Regions from separate parts of the Homo sapiens genome. Here region 1 is linked to region 2. Evidence: chromatin loops called from intact Hi-C (ENCODE). Cell type or tissue: transverse colon. All regions are shown on one strand. Region 1 overlaps ZC3H4 (zinc finger CCCH-type containing 4). Region 2 overlaps AP2S1 (adaptor related protein complex 2 subunit sigma 1).

Region 1 (8,000 bases), 270 kb before region 2:
CTCTTTTTCTCCCTTTACTGCCTGCCTTCCTCCTCGCCTTTAGACCAAAGTGATGCTTGAGAGTGAATTGATATGTTCGAATCAGGATTCTAACCCTGTTGAGCCCTTTTAGACTTGCACATCCTTTCAATGTTTAATTTTTAAAATTTGACGTACACAGTTTTCTCAGAAAAAAAAGTGTGTTACTGTAACATGACAAAAATCGATGTAAAAGGCCCGTATGTTTTCAGACCCTTGGCATCCTTCTTTCCATTTCAATCCATTGCTTTGTCTCCAGCCTTCATCTTTGAAGAAAGTGGATACTTCAAGTCCATTTGTAGGAGACAAGCTTACTGGATTTGATTTATGATGCAGGTATTCAAATTAATGGTTCCCCTCCCCCCCACTCCCCAAAAAAGATTGGTTCAAGTAGCTCCAATTTTCTCATTTTACTCCAATGTCTCTTGTGGTGATGGACGTTAAAATTGAGCAAGTCATTTGTAAAGTACTGTTGAAGCACAAAATCTGTAAACTGTGTCAAGCCCCCATCTCTGCCTGTCTCCACTGCTCCTTTGTTCGAAAGCACATGTCTGACTGTGAAAAGTTGATGCAAACGTGTTACACGCCCAGTCATGTTGGAGGGAACACCTCCTCCAGCCCCCAGTCCCCCCGGCCTCCACGTAACAAGGAAAAAACAACAACAGAAATGACTTGCAGAACCAAACACTGTACTTCTGATGTGTTTTACAAGCATAAGTTCCGTTAAAAGACAAAACACGTTGAAGTTGCATTTTCCCAGTTTCCCACTTTTGATCCCTGACATACTTAGAGAACCCTGGCCCTCTCCAAAAGAACCGTTTTGTTTTTTTCCTTCTTACAAGGAAAAAAGGTCACGCACATGTAGATGAGGAAACTGCAATTCAATAGGCCACTTGTTTTCTTCCTCTTAATATGTTCACAACTGCCGTAGAGTGGTGATCCTAGGTATGTAAAATCAGTTACGGGAGGAAGAAATCTCCAAACTACGATATCCTGCAAGAAATGTCTGAAGCACGAACCGAACAAAACACATTATCCAGGGCACTGGGTCAGCCCAAAATGAATTGCACTTATTTGAAGTTTCCCATCCTTTGTAAAATTCTTTCTCCAGGAGCTGAGAACAGAAACTGGATGACTGATGACCCAAGTTCCAAAGGCTACTAAGTTGCTTATTTAAATTGACTTTTAAAAAGAAACGTTAAGGAAATGAGATTTCTTTTGTAAGTGAAATTTTTTAGCAATGTTCAGTGAATTTGAAACTATTTCCCCAAGCATTTAAAAAGCTCACAGGCATGTCAACACAACGGTTTATTGTTTTCCATTCTCAAAGAAATCTCATCCATTAAGACCTAGAAGCCCCAGTAATTAAGTCAAAAACTGTATTTTGGTAATCTGTTTTTGAAATGTCACAGTACTGCCTTTTTTCCCCCCAGACTGATGTACCAGTATTAGTTAAAAATCAAATTAATGGATGTTGCAAAAAAAAAGAAAAGGGTGTCACTCAGAATCCCTGATTTAATAACAAATCTTATTATACACTTACAAACTTTTACATTTTTATTTTCTCTGGGTGAGAGATTTAACTTGAAAGCAAATCAAAGTCTCCTAGTAGAAAAAAAGTCTGTTGTGACCATGGAAATATGGATGTTCTCGTCATAAAACCCCTTTATTTTTTAAAACTCCTTTATTTTTTTAATTCCCCTCAAATTTGCTCTTTAAAAGAAAAAAATGCGGTTCCCCAAAATGACTAATTCATGGCCTGTCCTCTCCCCCAGGTACAATTTTGCTCTGCTCTGAAGGTTTAAATTTTTGATTTCTTTATAAGCCATAGTTTTCTCTAAGTAGAGCCAGCTATTTTAGTAAGCCACTGCTGTGGTTTTTCCACAGCCAGGAAGGCTGATCCCAGGGGAGAATTGTTTTGTACCTGTGGACCTGGCTGTTCAACTGCCTGGCAAGTTAAAGATGAACGGTTTTGACTCTTGCGTTTCCATACAGTTGAATGTAGAGCAATTTCATATTGGGCCTGGTTAGTAATTTATTTAACGGTGCCTACACCTCTGCTTCTTGCTCTTAGATCTTTTACCTTCTTCCCTGATGGGAGAGAAATGGCTGTCTGAGGGTCCTTCACTTCCTTTTGTTACATTTTTATGGCTATTGGGCCTGTAGAAACATCTCTCCATAGAGGTCAGATCCAGTTACAGTAAATACCTCTGGTGAAAATTGCTAATGAAACTATTTCCAGGTCTCCGTGGATAGCTATCAAGTCAAACCAGATTCTAGAGAACTTAATTTTGGTCCCCACGAACAGTAATTCTAGTGCCAGAGCAACTGGGTCCGATTCACACCGAGAGTTGAGTGACAGAGTGAATAGCAAGCAAAGTAGCTGAATTGAGCCAGGCGCTTAACCTGTGCCTTGGCAGCACAGCTAAGAAAAAAGGATGACTCCTGAGATTTCTGGCAATTGGTATTTATTCAGCAGATCAGAGACTGTAGGAGCAGCCTCATTGGTGGAGGGACTCCTCTCCGAATAACATGGTATGAAGCCAGTTTCATAATTAAAACCTAATAGGATGGAAAAGCTGCCAGTTTGTCTGGGTGGCATGTCAAGTTCATGGGGATAAGTTAAAGTAAAAATGAGATTGATTGGGGGGAGCCAAACTTCATGGGTTTGACTCCCAGTTTCTTGGCCTTGTCTTTGCTGCAGAACGCTTTTGCTTTTAGGAGTTAATGCAGATGCAGTTTTGAAGACATTGTGTACAGTTTCACTGGTGATGTAATGAGGTGCGATAGGCAGTTTATTTTAAATAGATTTCTGGCACATCACCCATTGGGGTGACTCTTAGTAGTTGTTGACAAAAATGAAGATACGGCCTCTTGGTTGGTGCTAGATTTAGTTGTGTCCTGTTACTTTTTTTTTTTTTTTTTCTTAACAGAACGCAGGATTATTTGCTGAGAGCATAGTTTGCTGCTTCTGGCCAAACTGGTCTGCATAAAGGATCTTTCTCGTGTATTTTTTTTGCCATTTCGCATCTGTGTGAATAGGTGACTCAGTGCCCTGTTTGTCAGGCAAGTGGTGACATCTTTTTGAATGTCGGAGGTGGCAACAGGATGTGGAGGAAGACTGTGGACTTTGGAGCCAGATAAAACTGTTCAGGCCTGGCTTCTCCCCGGCAGTGTGCAGTAGGCATCGAGTATAAAATGCCCACTTCTCAGGGTCCTTGTGGTCAAATGAGTGCATTTGGGGACACCCACACAATGCCAGCATTCAGTGAATCTTCCTGCTTTCCCTACTAGAGAAGAATTTGAAACAGAACTTTTACAGTTGGTGTATAAACAGAAGTAAGAATAACATCTATTTTTGAAGGAAGTGCATTTATCTTTCATCTCTTAGGGTTCTGGTCAGCTTATTTAATTGCAGGGAGCCAATTGGGGTTGACACTAAGTGGAAGCCATCTTAAGATATTTCTTGCTTGCTCAGTGTCTTTTTATGGATGCTCAAATGGTCATACTGTCTGGAGCTTAATGCTGACTGTACCTCCTGTGTTCATCTTTTGCAATTAGAGTCCGAGTCAGTGCTGTAGTCTCAGTAGGGCTTCTGAGAACTGGGAAGCCAGGGATCTAGAATCTCATACCACTGCAAACTAGTCAGTTTCCCCACGCAAGTCCTTTACTCTCTCCAGAGGGGAATGAACAAGGTCTCATCCAGCTCCAGGATTCTTCACTCCTTTGGGATCTGGCTGAGTCAGATAAGGTTTTGTTCATTCAGTAACTGAGTTCCTCCCCGGCTTTTCTTGGAGCCCAAGAGTTTTCTGAGTGTGCAGAGAACCCTTCTATCATGAAGACTTTATTTAGAGTCGGGCTAGGGTTGTTACTGCCTTTACCAGGCTTCGTATTCCCTTCCTCTGTGTCTGGCCTACCTTCTACAGTTTCTGGCCACGATAAAGGGTTGCTGCTGCTGCTTGCAGCTTACTAATATGCACTTGGAAAGCAGATGCCTTAATTAATTTGAAGGTTAGGCTCAGTGGCTAGATCACAGGCAGGCCCATCAGGTTCCTGGTCATGCCTGTCAGTTGTCCCAGAAAGGATAGAGTGAACTCCAGAGCCAAAAGCTTTGTTTTTTCTCTTTTATTGAGACAGGGTTTTGCTCTGTTGCCCAGGCTGGAATGCAGTGGCACCTCATAGTATTAATAGCTCACTGCAGCCTCGAACTCTTGGCTTCAATGATCCTCCACCTCAGCCTCCCAAAGTGCTGGGATTACAGGTATAAGCCACCATGTCTGCCTGGGTGCTGCCATGTTCTCTCCACACGGGATTGGCCCTCTGCTGAGAGTGATGGGTGGTGGACAGCTATGGTTGGGGGAGTTAGGCAAACTGGATGTGATTCTTGAGTTCATCTCCTAAGTCAGTGTCTTTGTCTTTCCGAAGGGGCAACAGTGCCATTTGTGCACAATTGACCTGAAGGTCAAAGATTATCTGCCAGAGCCCTTCTGAGTGCTTCTCATGCATTAGCTCATTTAACCTTTACCTCTGCTGTTTGAGGAGAAACCAAAACAGAGAGGTGAAGTCACTTGTCCCAGGTCACAAAACAAGTGTGTGCTGCAGGCAGAGTTAGAACCCGGGGTGGCTGGTACTCAGACCCCATCTCTATACATACCATTATACTGTGGTGGATCTGGTGTGCTATTTTTCAGACTGTGGGGTATAGCCACTAGTGGGATATGAAGTCCAATTATTGATCTTTTTCTTTTGCATTGGAAAACCAAGGAAATGGAAGAGGAGAGAAAAAGCAGAATGCATTTAAATGTGGCTTCTGGAAACTTTTGTTTGGGAGAAATGCAAAGAAGCAGATGTGGGTCAGTGTCAAAAAGTGTGAAAGCCGTTGCATCCAGGCTAGGGGTCGGCAAACTATGATTCTCGGGCCAAAGCCAGCCCACCCAGCCTGTTTTTGTAGGTAAAGTGTTTTTTTGTTGGTTTGTGTTGTTTTGAGACAGAATCTTGCTCTGTCACCCAGGCTGGAGTGCGGTGGCATGATCTTGGCTCACTGCAACCTCTGCCTCCTGGTTCAAGGGATTCTCCTGCTTCAGCCTCCTGAGTAGCTGGGATTACAGGCGCACACCACATGCTCAGCTAATTTCTGTGTTTTTAGTAGAGATGGGGTTTCACCGTGTTGGCCAGGCTGGTCTTGAACTCGTGACCTCGAGTGATCCACCCTCCTTGGCCTCCCAAAGTGATAGGATTACAGGTATGAGCCACCGCGCCTGGCCAGTAGGTAAAGTTTATTGGCACACAGCCATACTCATTCATTTATATCATCAGTGGCTGCTTCTACGTTACAGCAGCAGAGTTGAGTAGAAAGTTGCTGCCCACCACGTGATATGGTATGCACTGTCTGGTATGCCTGCACAGCAGCCATTGTCATTTTTTTTGTGGTGGGAAGGAATGAGGAGGGAATATAGATATTCCATTTAAAGTTGGCCCTCGAGAGGGTGGGGGTGTTAACTGTTTCCTCAGTCCACTGTGGCTCCATTCTCCCTGCGTTCCACTCCTTTCAGTGAATGTAGAGGCCCAAGCCTAGGCTTTTAAACCCTCTTAAATGGAAGGGATTTTCATTCATTAGAAGTAACTGGAGACTTCTTGAGGTCCCGTGTGGAAGTGGATCATGGCCATTACATCCCTGCTATGGCCTAACCGAGGGAGCTGGGCCCAGACGCTAGTGTCGCTTGGCCAAAAGTCTGTTGCAGGTGGCTTGGATTATTGCCCTCCTCATTTTCCTAACAGACACCAGGGCTTAGGTTTCCTTGGGATTCCAGGCAGGCCCTGCCACTCCACGGGGAACGAGAGCAGTCACAGTAACTGAAGCTTGTGGGCCACACGGGTGGGCTGCATCCGAGGCAGGGCCTGTCTCCTCTGTTCAGTCTGTGCATCCATCACTTTCAAGCTTATTTGGAAACCCTTGATAAACACTTGAATGAGTTTGTGTCAAAGTTTTAAGTGATACAGGTTGCTGAAAAAGTTTTCTTGGAAATTAGTTACTGTTTCTATTGATGAAATTGACCAAAAGGGTATGAGAGCTGAGATTGATACTTCATATAGAATATGCACTGAGCATGTACCCAATCTGTACCTGGCCCTGTGCTGGGCCCTTGGAAATGTGGGGTTACTGTGAACCTCATTCTTGTCTGCCCTTAAGGAACCCACAGGTGACTAGAAATTAACGAATAGGTTGTATCAGTTCTTTTTAAGAAATTATTATTATTATTATTTTAGACAGAGTCTTACTCTGTCACGTAGGCTGGAGTGCAATGGCATGATCTCAGCTCACTGCAACCTCTGCCTCCTGGGTTCAAGCGATTCTCCTGCCTCAGCCTCCTGAGTAGTTGGGATTACAGGTGTGCGCCACCACACCCAGCTAATTTTTGTGTTTTTAGTAGAGATGGGGTTTTACCATGTTGGCCAGGCTGGTCTTGAACTACTGACCTCAGGTGATCCACCTGTCTTGGCCTCCCAAAGTGCTGGGATTACAGGCGTGAGCCACTGCGCCTGGCTAAGAAATTCTTTAGGTGGTATATGAACAAATCTCAAGAATCTTAGGCCCAGATCTCTTATTTATTTGTTTATTTTTATTTTTACATATTTTTTAAGACGGAGTCTCGCTCTTTCACCCAGGCCGGAGTGCAGTGGCACGATTTCAGCTCACTGCAAGCTCTGCCTCCCGGGTTCATGCCATTCTCCTGCCTCAGCCTCCTGAGTAGCTGGGACTACAGGCGCCTGCCACCACGCCTGGCTTATTTTTTTGTAGTTTTTTTTTTTTTTTTTTTTTAGTAGAGACGGGGTTTCACCATGTTAGCCCAGATGGTCTAAATCTCCTGACCTCGTGATCCGCCCGCCTCGTCCTCCCAAAGTGCTGGGATTACAGGCATGAGCCACTGTGCCCGGCCAACGGGCTGATTTTTATATTTTTAGTGGAGACAGGGTTTTACCATGTTGGCCAGGCTGGTCTCGAACTCCTGATCTCAAGTGATCTGCCTGCCTTGTCCTCCCAAAGTAATGAGATTACAGGTATGAGCCACTGCGCCCGGCCTGAAACCCTGTCTCTACAAAAAATACAAAAATTAGCTGGGCATGGTGGTGCATGCTTGTAGTCCCATCTACTTGGGAGGCTGACGTGGGAAGATTGCTTGAGCCCAGGAGATCAAGGCTGCATTGAACCAATGATCACACCACTGCACTCCAGCCTGGGTGACAGAGCAAGACCCTGTGTAGAAATAAATAAATAAATAATTATAAACAAAGAGAAGTCTTAGTTCATAAGTTAAATTATTAGACTTTCTCCTCTGGAGTGATAGAAATCGGTCCTCTGATGAAAACCATGATCTTTGCAGCTTTAAACCATCTGAAGCTTAGTTGGCATGAGAAGGTGGTTAGAAAACTCTTCATTGCTGAGAAGCAAATTCCAGAGGTTCATCTGCCAGGAGTAACTTGGATCTGAGGGATAGATACCTTTGCTCAAGAATGCAAATTTTCAGAGCTCGTGGGAGTGGAAGAATAGATACTCAGGCAAAAAAAATGGCATCTTTGTCTCCACAAGCTTCCTTTTAGCAGGCTGGGTTTTTTCACGGTCAGCCTGTTTGAAGCTTTACAGAAATGTTCTGCCTAAGTGGTTTGCATGCTTGGACAAACCCCAGAGTGGACACTGCACACTTGGGGGCGAAGGCATTCGTTTCATATTAGGGGACTTTGGAATTTCACTCCCTGGGATTTTTGTATTGCTTTCTCTTTGTGTTGGGATGAGTCCTATTTTTTTTTTTTTTTTGCCAGAATTCCTTCGGTCTTTCCATGAGCCCTTATTCTCTATCCAGATGTCTTTGGTTAGGTTTTTGAAATGCTACCATTTCCTTCACTTGATATTGGAAGGACCGTATCGGCCTTGTGTCTTTGTGTTTGGGTAGGTTTTACTCCTAAGCATTTATTCTGGGCAAGGT
Region 2 (8,000 bases):
AGGAACATTTCAAGCCAAGGGAACAGCAAGTGTAAAGTCCCTGGGGCAGGAGAATACTTAGGGCGTTCCAGGGATAGCAGGAATGCAGCCAGGAAGGGGAGGAGATGAAAGAGAGAAGATAACAGGGTAATCTCTTGGTGCAGGGCTGCAGGGAAGACTTGGGCTCTTACTATGAGTCAGATGGGAGCCGTAGAAAAGTTGTTTTTGCCGGCCGGGCGCGGTGGCTCACTCCTGTAATCCCAGCACTTTGGGAGGCCAAGGTGGGTGGATCACAAGGTCAGGAGACCAGCCTGACCAACATGATGAAATCTCGTCTCTACTAAAAATACAAAAATTAGCCGGGCCTGGTCGTGGGTGCCTGTAGTCCCAGCTACTCGGGAGGCTGAAGCAGGAGAATCGCTTGAATCCAGGAGGCAGAGGTTGCAGTGAGCCGAGATCGTGCCATTGCACTCCAGCCTGGGCAACAGAACAAGACTCCTCTCAAAAAAAAAAGAAAGGTTGTTTTTGTTTTTTGGTGTTTTTTAGAGACACGGTCTTGCTCTGTCTCCCAGGCTAGAGTACAGTGGTGCAATTACAGCTCACTGTACCCTCCCAGGCTCAAGCAAGCCTCCCACCTCAGCTTGCCAAGTGGCTGGGACTACAGGCATGCACCTCCATGCCCATCTAATTTTTAAATTTTTTTTTCTTTTCAGGTGGGTTCTCACTCTGTTACCTAGGCTAGAGTGCAGTGGTGCGATCTCAGCTCACTGCAACCTCTGCCTCTCGGGGTCAAGCAATTCTCCCACCTCAGCCTCCCGAGTAGCTGGGACCATTGGCATGTGCCACCAATGCCGTACTAATTTTTGTATTTTTGGTAGAGACAGGGTTTCGCCATGTTGCCCAGGCTGGTCTCGAACTCCTGAGCTCCAGCGATCCGCCCACCGCAGCTTCCCAAAGTCCTAGGATTACAGCCATGAGTGACCACGCCTGGCTAATTTTTAAATTTTTCGTAGAGATGGGGTATTGCTATGTTGTCCAGGCTGGTCTTGAACCATGGAGGGTTTTGAGCAGAGCATGGCCATTGGCCGACTTGAGGCTGCGCTATAGGGCAAGAGCATAGAGGAGACTGCTCGGAGAGAGGTGGCTGCAGTGGTCCAGGTGGGAGATGCTGGTGACCGGACCAGCATGGAAGCCGTCGGTGTGGCCAGGAGCGTTTTGGAGGTGGACCCAGCTGAATGGCCAAGAATTGGATGTGGAATGTGAGAGAAAGCAGAGCCAGGGCGACAATTAGATTTCCCACTTGAGCCCCCGGGTAGGATGGAGCTGTCATTATCTGATATGGGCAGATGGGAAGGGCAGGCGGAGGTGAAGATCAGGAGGGAAGTGTTGGGGGTCTGGCCCCGAGTATCGTCCACATCCCAGCAGAGATGTCCAGGAAGAAGTGACGAGTCAGGGTTCTTGGAGAGAGCTGGGTAGGATATGGAAACGGCATTTCTGCACATAGAGGGAAACCGAGGCCAAGGAGCTCACCGGGGAAGTGAGGATAGACCGAGGAGAGCACCAGAGGGCCACGTCTGCAGGCAGAGAGATGAGGGAGAGGAGAACCAAGAGATTGGGTGTCCCAGCAGCCAGGAGGGGGACAGGGTTGGACTTACCTCTCCAGGAGGAGGTCACTGGTGGTGTCACCAAGAGCAGCAGGTGGGAAGGGGGAGAGGAACTGGGTGTCGGGTGTTCTGGCTGTGTGGGCACCTTGCTGCTAATGTAGTGGCTGGTCCTGTGCTGAGGGCTGGGGCGCGGGAGGGGTCAGTGAGGCCCAATGATACAGGGGCAGCCGGAAAGTCCGGCTGGGCAAATGAGAATGTTACAGAGGAGGCTGACCCTCAGGTCTTGAGTTCCTCCATGCCTCCAGGATCCAGGCCCGCCCATTCATTCAGTTGTTCCTTTGTGCATGTATTCACCTAATGTTTCTGTGTGCCTCCTCTGTGATCAGCCCAGTGCTAGGTTCACAGCAGCACTGAGACAGCCTTGTGCTGCTTTGGGACTCATAGCCCAGGAAGGAACACAAGCCTGTCCTAGACAGTGACAACCACAGTAGGCAGGGCTGGGATCGAGGAGCCTGGCTGGGGGAGGGCACCTGACCCAGCCTGGGGGTCTGGAGGGCTTCCTGGAGGGGACTTGTGAGTGAAGATCAAAGGGAGGAGTAGGCAACTGGAAGATGCGGGCTATCCCTCTTGTTATTATTATTATTATTTGAGACAGGGTCTCACTCTGTGCCCCAGGCCGGAGTGCAGTGGTGCAATCATAGCTCACTGCAGCCTCCGCCTCCCAGGCTCAAGGGATCCTCCCACCTCAGACTCCTGAGTAGCTGGGACTACAGGGACCTGCCACCACGCCCAACTAATTTTTTGTATGTTTTATAGAGATGGGTCTTGATATGTTGCCTAAACTGCTCTTGAACTCCTGAGATCAAGCCTTGGCCTCCCAAAGTGCTGGGATGATAGGCATGAGGCCCGGCACCTGGCCGTCGTCCAATCTCTGTCTGACTCGCACTGTCCCGCCTCCCGCTTTCCTTTATTAGCAGCCCAGTGAGGACATTGGTCCCGCCTGAACCATCCAGGATTATCGCCCCATCTCATGCTTCTTAACTTCGTCACAAGTTGAGACTGCAGAGTCCCTTTTTGCCATATAAGGTCCCATATTCACAGGGTGTGGGATTAGGATGTGGATGTCTTTGGGGGCCATTACCTGTGCCAGCCCTTTGCAGGGCAACATGGAGGACACAGTGTGACAGCTCCAGCTTCCCCCACAGGCTCAGTCCAATGGGGAGACAGACCCATCCCCAGACAGTGGCGACCAGCAGTGGTCAGGCTGGGGCAGGGCAGGGGTGGGGCAGTGGCGTGGGATGTTCAGAGGGGACACCTGCCCCAGCCTGCAGGATGAGAGAATGTGCTTCTCTGAGAGAATGTAGCTGGAGGAGAGATGGGGGTCTGCAGCAGATCCCTGAGAAGCCTCGAAATTTAAAACAGGAAGGGAGGCTGGAAAGATGGAGCAGTAGCTGGAGGCGGAGGAGGGTGAGAGCCAGAAAAGCTGGATTGCAAGAAGAGAGGAGCACTGATGATCAGTGTCAGCTCATTTACCCGTGGATTACATGTAGGCCTTACTGTAATCACACCAGAAAACATACTCAGGCTGGGCTCACGCCTGTAATCCCAGCACTTTGGGAGGCAGAGGCAGGTGGATCATCTGAGGTCAGGAGTTGGAGACCAGCCTGGCCAACATGGTAAAACCTCATCTCTACTAAAAATACAAAAATTAGCCAGGCGTGGTGGTGCACACCTGTATTCCTAGCTACTCAGGAGGCTGAGGCAGGAGAATTGCTTGAACCTGGGAGGCAGAGGTTGCAGTGAGCCAAGATTGCGCCGCTGCACTCTGGCCTGGGCGACAGAGTGAGACTGTCTCAAAAAAACCAAAAAACAAAAAAAACCCTGAAAACATGCTTGGAGTATAGCAATGAACAAGAGATTGAGCTGAAAAAATGAGTAAAAAGCTATTAGCTGGGTGTGGTGGCGCGCCTGTAATCCCAGCTACTCGGGAGACTGAGGCAGGAGAATCGCTTGAACCCAAGAGGCAGAGATTGCAGTGAGCCGAGATCGAGCCACTGCTCTCCAGCCTGGGCGTCAGAGCCAGACTCAAAAAAAAAAAAAAAAAAAAATGCCGAAGACTGATGCTGGCACTCATAGCTGTCAGCAGGTGGCGACACAGGCACACCCCAGACCTAGAGCTGCTGTTTTTTTGTGTTTTTTGAGACAGGGTCTCCCGGGCTGGAGTGCAGTGATGGGAACGTGGCTCACAGCAGCTTTGACCTCCCAGGCTCAGGTCATCTCCCCACCTCAGCCTCCCGAGTAGCTGGGACCACAGGTACACGCCACCATACCCAGCTAAGTTTTGTACTTTTGTATAGATGGGGTTTCACCATGTTGCCCAAGCTGGCCTGAAACTCCTGGGCTCAAGTGATCCTCTCGCCCGGCCTCCTGGAGTGCTGGGATTTTTTTTTTTTTTTTTTTTGTAATGAACCTGACATTGAGAACATATAGAACTGAACTGGATTTTCAGGTTTTGGCCAAAGACATTGTACTTTGCAACCCAGTATGCATATATATCTGTCTTTGTCTACTTAACACGCGCATAAAATGAGAATCCATGTCCCTGATCCTGGCATGTTTGTTCACGGTGTGTGTCTGTGTTACTATTGCTAACTGTGTATATCGCATTTCAGTGAGGGCAGGACAAGGACCCAGGATCGTCTTGGTGGCAGTGGTAACCCTCCTCCCCACACTGCCTATCACAGGCCTGGCATAGAGTAGCTGCTCAGGAAGTATTTGTTAAATAATTGAGTTAATTAATTCCAGGCTAAGGGATGTGACTGTCTCCAGAGGTAGCAGGAAGTCACAGAAGGGAGTGGCAAGGTTGCATGGACACTATTGAACACGTCAGGCTCCCGCCCAGCCCCGGGCTTTTGCTATCTGCTTAGAACATTCCTGCCTATCCTCCAGCTCTCAGCTCCGATACCCCCTCCTCCAGGAAGCCCTCCTGACTCTCCAGGATCAGAGGGGGTTAGGCACCCTCTTTGGGCTCTCACAGCCCATCCTGTCCATTCTGGGGATGCCTGCCCCCGCTGCACTGTGAGCAGGGTTAGGGCTGTCTCGGTCACTGCTGTGACCCCAGCACAGGGCCAGGCACAGAGCTGGGCCTCGGGACCACGTATGGAGTGAAGGAGTGAATGTTTTGGCCCCACTCTGTCTGGCACGTTAGGTCCTGGCAATCTCCGTTGCTGACAGCCTCTCTGTTCTGCAGTTCCGGAACTTTAAGATCATTTACCGCCGCTATGCTGGCCTCTACTTCTGCATCTGTGTGGATGTCAATGACAACAACCTGGCTTACCTGGAGGCCATTCACAACTTCGTGGAGGTACGGCGGGAGAGGGATGTAAGGTGGGGAGGCGGGTGGGCAGCCCTGGAGTGGCCCCCAAGGCCTGGGAACCCTCCCTGGTCCCTCCTGAGCCCTCCCTCTGCAGTGACTGGGACTCTCCCTCTCCATTTCTTTTTTTTCTTTTTCTTTTTTTTTTTTTTTTTTTTTTTTTTTTTTTGAGACGGAGTCTTGTTCTGTCGCCCAGGCTGGAGTGCAGTGGTGCAATCTTGGCTCATTGCAGCCTCCACCTCCCAGGTTCAAGTGATTCTCCTGCCTCAGCCTCTTGAGTAGCTGGGATTACAGGCACACGCCACGATGCCCAGCTAATTTTTGTATTTTTAGTAGAGATGGGGTTTCACCATGTTGGCCAGGCTGGTCTTGCACTCCTAACTTCAAGTCATCCTTCTGCCTTAGCCTCCCAAAGTGCTGGGATTACAGGTGTGAGCCACCGCGCCTGACCTTTTGCCATCTCTTTGCATCGATCTTTGCTTTTGTTTCTCTCTGTGTGTCTCCTTGCCTCTCTCCCTGTCACTGTCTCTCTCTCTCCCCTGCCTCCCCCTTGGTCTCTTTTTTTGCTGTCTCTTTCTGATGACCTTGTTCCCATCTCTGTGCGTGTGTGGCTCTCTCCCTGCCCATCTCTTACCATCTCTGCCTTCCTCTCCCAGGTCTTAAACGAATATTTCCACAATGTCTGTGAACTGGACCTGGTGTTCAACTTCTACAAGGTAGGCTCCTGGTGAAGAGGAGGCTGAAGGAGCCAGAGGAGGGGGACGGGGGGGACCCGTGGTGCACTAGCCACCCGGAGCCTCTGCTGAGGTCTGTGTCCCAGCTCGAGGGGCATCAGAGCCCCAGCTTCCAGGGTCCGGGCCAGCATCCTGGGGGGCCTCGTCTCACCCCAGGGTCTCCCCTCACACAGGTTTACACGGTCGTGGACGAGATGTTCCTGGCTGGCGAAATCCGAGAGACCAGCCAGACGAAGGTGCTGAAACAGCTGCTGATGCTACAGTCCCTGGAGTGAGGGCAGGCGAGCCCCACCCCGGCCCCGGCCCCTCCTGGACTCGCCTGCTCGCTTCCCCTTCCCAGGCCCGTGGCCAACCCAGCAGTCCTTCCCTCAGCTGCCTAGGAGGAAGGGACCCAGCTGGGTCTGGGCCACAAGGGAGGAGACTGCACCCCACTGCCTCTGGGCCCTGGCTGTGGGCAGAGGCCACCGTGTGTGTCCCGAGTAACCGTGCCGTTGTCGTGTGATGCCATAAGCGTCTGTGCGTGGAGTCCCCAATAAACCTGTGGTCCTGCCTGGCCTTGCCGTCTTTGAGCCCTTGCCTGTCTCCCCTGGGAACCAGATACCTAGGATGCCTTGCCTTCAGTCCATCAGTCAGTCAGTCAACAAACGCCCCTCATTGTGCTGAGCAAGGTGAGACACCCAGGTGCTCTTCAGACCTGCTCCTGCTCACCAAGGGCCCCCAGGCTGGAAGGGGTGATGGGTTTAGATTCCAGGCACTTGCTACTAAAATAACAATACTCAGCTAATGCTGAAGGGCACTCACCCTCTCCCAGGCATTGTTCTAAGCAATTGACATGTCTTACCTTACTTAAAGCTCACTAGATTATAAGTCTGGGACTATTTTTTTTTTTTTTGAGACATGGTCTCACTCTATTGCCCAGGCTGGAGTGCAGTGGCAGGATCATGGCTCACTGCCGCCTTGACCTCCTGGGCTCAGTTGATCCTCCCACCTCAGCCTCCCAAGTAGCTGGGACTACAGATGTGTGCCACCATACCTGGTTAATTTTTTTTTTTTTTTTTGAGATGGAGTTTCGCTCTTTTTGCCCAGGCTGGAGTGCAATAGCGCTAGCTCGGCTCACTGCAACCTCTGCCTCCCAGTTTCAAGTGATTCTCCTGCCTCAGCCTCCAAAGTAGCTGAGATTACAGGTGCGTGCCACCATGCCCAGCTAAGTTTTTTTTTTTTGAGATGGAGTCTTGCTCTGTTGCCCAGGCTGGAGTGATCTCCTGGCTCAAGTGATCTTCCTGCCTTGGCCTCCCAGAGTTCTGGGATTACAGGCGTGAGCCACTCTATCCGGCCAAGGACAGGACTGTTATTATCCCCATTTTCCAAGTGAGAACATTGTTCCAGGAATGTTTCAGGAACATTAAAAGACTTGACCAGGCTGGGCGCAGCGGCTCACGCCTGTAATCCCAGCACTTTGGGAGGCTGAGGCGGGTCAAGAGATTGAGACCATCCTGGCCAACATGGTGAAACCCTGTCTCTACTAAAAATATAAAAATTAGCTGGGCATGGTGGCATGCACCTGTAATCCCAGCTACTCAGGAGGCTGAGGCAGGAGAATTGCTTGAACCCGGGAGGCAGAGGTTGCAGTGAGCCGAGATTGTGCCACTGCATTCCAGCCTGGGCAACAGAGCGAGACTCCATCTAAAAAAAAAAGACGACTTGACCAAGGTCTGTAGCTAGTCAGTAGCCAAGCCAGGTTTGTTTTGAGCCAGTTTTGAAGCCAGGTGGGTAGCTCCAGAACCCTCATTTTTATCTGCTCGCCCCGGTGGTTGTTGGAAATGTAGGCACTGGGCTTGATGATTTGTGTTTCTTGGCAACAGCACTGCTGGCATTTGGGCCAGGACAATCCCTCATTGTGAGGCTGCTCCAGAAGTGGATGGACTTTTGACTTCCACCCACCAAGTGCCAGAAGTGGCCTTCTGGCCATTGTGATGATAGAAGCCACCCCTGAGTGTTTCTAGGGCCCTCTGAAGTTAAGGGGCCCCCGATGCCCACTGAGAGCAGAGTGTGGGGGCTGCTGGCCACACCTATGCCTGGCATCCTTCGCAAGCTGAGAACACCCTGGCCCCTGTCAGTTTCTTTCCTTCCTTCCTTCCTTTCTTTTTGACAGGGTCTTATTCTGTCACTCCCCAGGCTGGAGTGCAATGGCACAATCTTGGCTCACTGCCACCTCTACCTCCCAGGCTCAAGTGATTCTCCTGCCTCAGCCTCCCGAGTAACTGGGACTACAGGCGCCTGCCACCATGCCCGGCTAATTTTTGTATTTTT

Evidence for each region. Peaks named below come from ENCODE experiments on the same cell type or tissue, not always from the same donor. Only the 100,000 strongest peaks of a DNase experiment are listed, where the experiment ranks them.
Region 1: a loop joins it to region 2, with 4 times the contacts of the local background. A loop is called at or near these places in 2 of 110 quality-filtered maps.

The regions. Positions count from the first base shown.
Region 1 is chr19:47,102,601-47,110,600 of GRCh38, reverse strand. The region is part of intron 2 of ZC3H4 (zinc finger CCCH-type containing 4); the gene reads left to right. Among named protein-coding and RNA genes, the nearest start is that of ZC3H4, 7.2 kb to the left of the region's middle. RefSeq lists a silencer at 466-703 and an enhancer at 106-833. In transverse colon, no CTCF peak of the experiment used is centred here; a DNase peak (open chromatin) is centred at 3,130; H3K4me3 peaks cover 1,158 bases; H3K27ac peaks cover 6,260 bases.
Region 2 is chr19:46,836,412-46,844,411 of GRCh38, reverse strand. It overlaps AP2S1 (adaptor related protein complex 2 subunit sigma 1), which reads left to right. Exons shown (of 5, transcript NM_004069.6): 3 at 4,834-4,947; 4 at 5,613-5,672; 5 at 5,864-6,245. The coding sequence ends at 5,965. Among named protein-coding and RNA genes, the nearest start is that of SNAR-E, 9.7 kb to the right of the region's middle. RefSeq lists an enhancer at 5,703-6,203. In transverse colon, a CTCF peak has its summit at 3,736 (motif pointing right); a DNase peak (open chromatin) is centred at 4,481; H3K27ac peaks cover 2,530 bases.